2 separate regions of the Homo sapiens genome follow, and region 2 is linked to region 1. The links are chromatin loops, found by intact Hi-C in ENCODE. Cell type or tissue: gastrocnemius medialis. All regions are shown on one strand.

Region 1 (2,500 bases):
GCCCAGCTAGTTTTTAAATATTTTTTGTAGAGATGGGGGTCTCGCTGTGTTGCCCAGGCTGGTCTGGAAGTCCTGGGCTCAAGTGATCCTCCTGCCTTGGCCTCCCAGAGTGCCGGGATTATAGGCATGAGCCACTGTGCCTGGCCTAATTAGCTGACTTAATTAGATCACGAAGTTAGGCAGTGGTCTTGAGCCCAGGTCCTTGGACCCCAATGCTTCCTTCTTCTGCTTGACAAAGGAAGCTGTTTAGCATCGTGACTGAGGGTCCAGGCTTTGTGGCTTGACAGTTTCCTTCACCTCCCAGTTTCCTCGTCTGTAGAATGAGACTCCTCACAGAACCTCCTCCACAAGACTGTTGTGAGGAATGATTGGAAAGGTGCGTTTAAGTCATCTGGCACACGCCGACTACTTGGTTAACATAGGTATTATTATTGGATTCAGGAACAACCAGTTTTTACAAGGGGATGGGCGCATGAAACCATTTGAGACTGTTTCGAAACACCTGTGTTAGGACCCACCCTACACCTACTGGATCAGAATGTCTCTGTCTTGAGAAAGGGAGCAGGAGGCGAGGACCGCGTGTTTGTTCTGATGCCCTCCTTTGATGAGAACTGCTGCTCTGGTGCTCGCTGCTCAGTATTCCGGAGTCTCACTACTCAAAGTGTGCTCTTGGACCAGCTGTCAGCACTTCAGGTCCTCTTCCTTCTGCATCAGAATGTCCTTTTAAAAAGATCCCCAGGAAATTCAAATGCTCATTAAAGTTTGAGAAACACTGTAAAGGTTAAAAAAACATAAAAAAAAAAATACCCACACATACTACCCCCACCCATTTAGGAAAGAGTTGTTTTTTAGTTGTTTTGCAACCACAGAGTAAGCAATCATGTTGTAATACCCAATATCTTGGATTTGTTTAAAGGAGTGCTGGCAACATAACAGATAAGGGAGGCCAACCTCAGAACCGGGGACCCACAACAGGACTGGTCAGGGAGGACTGTGGCAAACCTCAGAGTCAGAACAGGATTAAAGAGAGGGCCAGGAGTCAGTTCAGGCCAGGTGGCCATCCGTCACAGCTGTCTGCAGTCTTCTGGGGTGGGGGCAGAGGTGCTGGCCCTTGGGGCTCCCCCACCTGCCCATGCCAGGACTCTGGAGGCTTAGCTCCTCCCTTTGTACCAGGCACGTCCAGAGCCCTGGCTACCAGGATCCGATCAGCAGCTCTGAAGCGCAGCCTGCCAGCTGGCGGCTCCTCCTTCTCCAGGCTGTTCTCTGGGCTTCAGATTTCTTGCTGCCTCTCTCCTGCACTGACCTTGCAGCTTCTCCTTCTCTCCAGACGAGCGATTGCCGGTTGAGGAAAAAACGCTTGAAGGGCCAAGGACAGGGACTGGAAAGCAGGAGGAAAAAGCAGAATGGTCCTGTGGTCCGTGTGTGTATTTAGGGGTGAGGGCAGATACAGGGAGAGTGGGAGAGGAAGGCTGGGGAGCCACCCGTGTGGCCCTGATCCTCTAGTTAAAGCTCCAGTGATGGACGCGTCGTGTGTCCTGTAGACACTGGCTCAGACACTGTGGTTGGGTCCTCACCTTGGGTTGGTCCCTCACTAGGACCCTCTTGGAGATGGATCTTGAGAGAGATGAGGAAGAGGCAGAGGGGGTGGTGGGAGGAGGGGGTCTGACGTCAGGGTCAAGAGGCAGATTGGTGCCCTCTGTATAGGGATGGTGGAGAGGTCATTGGGCTGGTTCTGTGGGGACTTTTGTAAGTTATCTCTTTAAACCTCAACTTCTCCATTTGTATTACCAGATTATGGCTTCCTAAAGTTGTTAAAGATTTTGTTAATCCTTTACCTGGTAAATGCCTGACATATAATAGGCGCTAAATCAGCCATTCAGTTCCTTCGTCACTGCTCCCACCTGCAGGCTGAGCCCCATTTCCACCGTGGATTTCTGACTAGTTCCCATGGGCATGCCGGCCGTGATGACTTTCCCCCTCACTTCCTTCTTCCTTTCCCTCCAACACTGGCCTTGGTTGGAAGCTAGAGAGCCAGAGAGCTGTGGAGGAAGAATTCAGTGCAGGAAGCCCTACAACCTTGGTTAGAACAGAAGGGCAGAACAAACAAATACTTGGTGTGTTTGTGACCCACCTTAGGCCTCTACTTCTCATGCATGTGAGTGCCTCAGTTTAGGCTGAACACTAGCCCAGGTGGTTTGCTTACCTGGGAGAGGTTGTAGCCACTGGCCCAGACACTGTTGTTGGTCCTCACCTTGGGTTGGTCACTCACTAGGACCCTCTTGGACATGAATTTTGAGAGAGATGAGGAAGAGGCGGGGGCGGTGGGAGGGGGGGTCTGACGTCAGGGTCAAGAGGCAGATTTGGTCCCCTCTATAGCGGTGCTGGAGAGGTCATTGGGCATGTCATGCAGTGGCTGCACAGTCAGTCCCAGCTCCCCTGCTTTCTTACCCTGGGACCTTCATTGACCTGAGCCTCAGCTTTTCCATTTGCAGAATGGGAG
Region 2 (2,500 bases), 310 kb after region 1:
GCTCACCGCAACCTCTGCCTCCTGGATTCAAGCGATTCTCCTGCCTCAGCCTCCTGAGTAGCTGGGATTACAGACATGCGCCACCATGCCCGGCTAATTTTGTATTTTTCATAGAGATGGAGTTTCTCCATGTTGGCCAGGCTGGTCCCAAACTCCCAACCTCAGGTGATCCGCCTGCCTCAGCCTCCCAAAGTGCTGGGATTACAGGCGTGAGCCACCACACCAGCTTTTTTTTTGCTTTTTATTGGGAAATATTTTTAAATGTGTAGAAAAGTTATGTTTAATAAAATGGGCTTTAAAATTTGTTTTATACCTGAGCTACCTGCCCATTTTATTATTTTTACTGTAGAAAAAATAATTCATTTGCTTATAAAGTAGCCAAATATTCTTAAGTCAAATTTGGCTTATCAGTCTATGCATAAGGTAAAATCAAATTCAGAAGAGAACTGATTGAATATCTGATTTTTAGCTCAGGACCTTGTACTTTGAGATGCTCTATAATTAATAGTTGAATTTAACTGAGCATGATATTCAAATCTTTGAAACTGATTCTTGGGCAAGAGTATGTTCAAGAAAGACATTCATCAAGAAAGCTATCAGTGTAGAGATTTATTTGGGAAATGTTAGAAAAAGAAGTAATAAAATGGAGATGCTCTGTTTTAAAAACAACGCATTTAGCACTTTTTTTTTTTTTTTTTTTTTTTTTGAGATGGAGTCTCACTCTGTCGCCCAGGCTGGAGTGCAGTGGTGCGATCTCCACTTACTGCAAGCTCCGCCTCCTGGGTTCACGCCATTCTCCTGCCTCAGCCTCCTGAGTAGCTGGGACTGCAGGTGCCCGCCATCACACCCAGCTAATTTTTTTGTATTTTTAGTAGAGACGGGGTTTCACCATGTTAGCCAGGATGGTCTCGATTTCCTGACCTCGTGATCCGCCCACCTTGACCTCCCAAAGTGTTGGGATTACAGGCGTGAGCCACCGCACCCAGCCACATTTAGCACTTTTAGGCACAATTTAGATAAGGCAGGATGAGTTGGAGAGTGCTTAGTTTATTTTTAGGTATGTTTTATTTGTAAAACCCAACTATGAGTCACTGGGGCATTCATGCCAAATGTGTGCAAAGGTACATCTGAGCTTACTGAGCGAAACTGAACAGCAAGACCAGATGCCAGGGACAAGTGAGAGCATCAGAAGCCCAGCGAGGGAACAGGGAGATTGGTGTCCAAGACTCCAGGAGAAATTGGGGTTTTTGTTTGTTTGTTTGTTTTCTTTTTTGAGACAGATTCTCACTCTGTCACCCAAGCTGGAGTGCAGTGGTACGATCTCTGCTCACTGAGACCTCTGCCTCCTCGGTTCAAGCGATTCTTCTGCCTCAGCTTCCCGAGTAGCTGGGATCACAGGCATGCACCACGATGCCTGGCTAATTTTTGTATTTTTGGTAGAGACAGAGTTTTACCATGTTGGCCAGGCTGGCCTTGAACTCCTGACCTCAGGAGATCTGCCTGCCTTGGCCTCCCGAAGTACTGGGATTATGGGCATGAGCCACTGTGTCTGGGTGAGAATCAGGTTTTTAAATTAAATGCTAAGAAAAGGAGTGGAGACACTGGGCAGGAAAGTTGGGGGTGGGTACAGGAGGGACAGAAGCACAGAGATGTGGAGGGACACTTTGCTCTCAGGACAGATCCGAGTCCATGGCCCCCATCAAGATGGGACTGTGAGAACACTCCTCCTGCTTTGCCTTTTCACATGCTTAGGCGGTGCCAGTGTCCCGGGTGACACCTTTCTTCTAAGGAACATGCAGTGCTTTGGACATAAGGAAACTGAAGACAGGTAATGTTACTTCAGTAACATTCAAAATGAATTTCCTCTTGCCAAATAATCATGACTAGTGAATTTGGATTTACTGTAACTGGGGAACTGTTACCCAAAAGTGTGGGTGTCAATAGGGCCAACCTGGAAGGTAAATGGGAATGTTTCTCCATTTTAGGTTTTACAGGATATGTGGGTTGAGTGTCCCTTATCTGAAATGCTTGGGACCAGAAGCAATGCAGATTTCGGATTTTGGAATATTTGCTTCATCATACCAGTTCAGCATCCCCAGTCCAGAAATACAAAATGCTCCAATGGGCATTTCTTTCAGCATCATGTTGTCACTCAAAAAGTTTCTGATTTTAGAACATTTTGGATTCTTATGGCTTTCTAATCTCCAGTAAATCCAGCCCCCCCCATAAGAGATTGTGTGTGTGTCTGTGTCTGTGTGTGTGTGTGTGTGTCTGTGTGTGTGTCTGTGTGTCTGTGTGTATCTGTTCCCTCCCCTCAATTAGGGCAATTGTTTAGTAAAATTTAAATCAAAGGAAAAAGGCCACTCCATGTTTTAATACAGGAACAACTTCCACACCACACAAAAGACAAACTATTTTCATTACAGTCCCACCGGCTTCATTGGTTAATACAGCCACAGCTACACAATAATGAGCCATCACTTATATATGAATACTTTAA

Evidence for each region. Hi-C counts contacts between places; a loop is a spot of excess contacts. Peaks named below come from ENCODE experiments on the same cell type or tissue, not always from the same donor. Only the 100,000 strongest peaks of a DNase experiment are listed, where the experiment ranks them.
Region 2: it touches region 1 in a loop (3-fold over the local background); 2 of 110 quality-filtered maps call a loop at or near these places.

What each region holds. Positions count from the first base shown.
Region 1 is chr1:9,241,554-9,244,053 of GRCh38, forward strand. All of the region lies in intron 1 of H6PD (hexose-6-phosphate dehydrogenase/glucose 1-dehydrogenase), which reads left to right. It overlaps LOC124903836 (a long non-coding RNA gene), which reads right to left and starts at 1,165. Exons shown (of 2, transcript XR_007065455.1): 1 at 1,003-1,165; 2 at 410-720. In gastrocnemius medialis, no CTCF peak of the experiment used is centred here; DNase peaks (open chromatin) are centred at 578, 1,158 and 1,587; H3K4me3 peaks cover 1,389 bases; H3K27ac peaks cover 2,500 bases.
Region 2 is chr1:9,554,430-9,556,929 of GRCh38, forward strand. All of the region lies in intron 2 of SLC25A33 (solute carrier family 25 member 33), which reads left to right. Among named protein-coding and RNA genes, the nearest start is that of SLC25A33, 16 kb to the left of the region's middle. RefSeq lists a silencer at 988-1,188. In gastrocnemius medialis, no CTCF peak of the experiment used is centred here; DNase peaks (open chromatin) are centred at 812, 1,142 and 1,752; H3K4me3 peaks cover 848 bases; H3K27ac peaks cover 2,500 bases.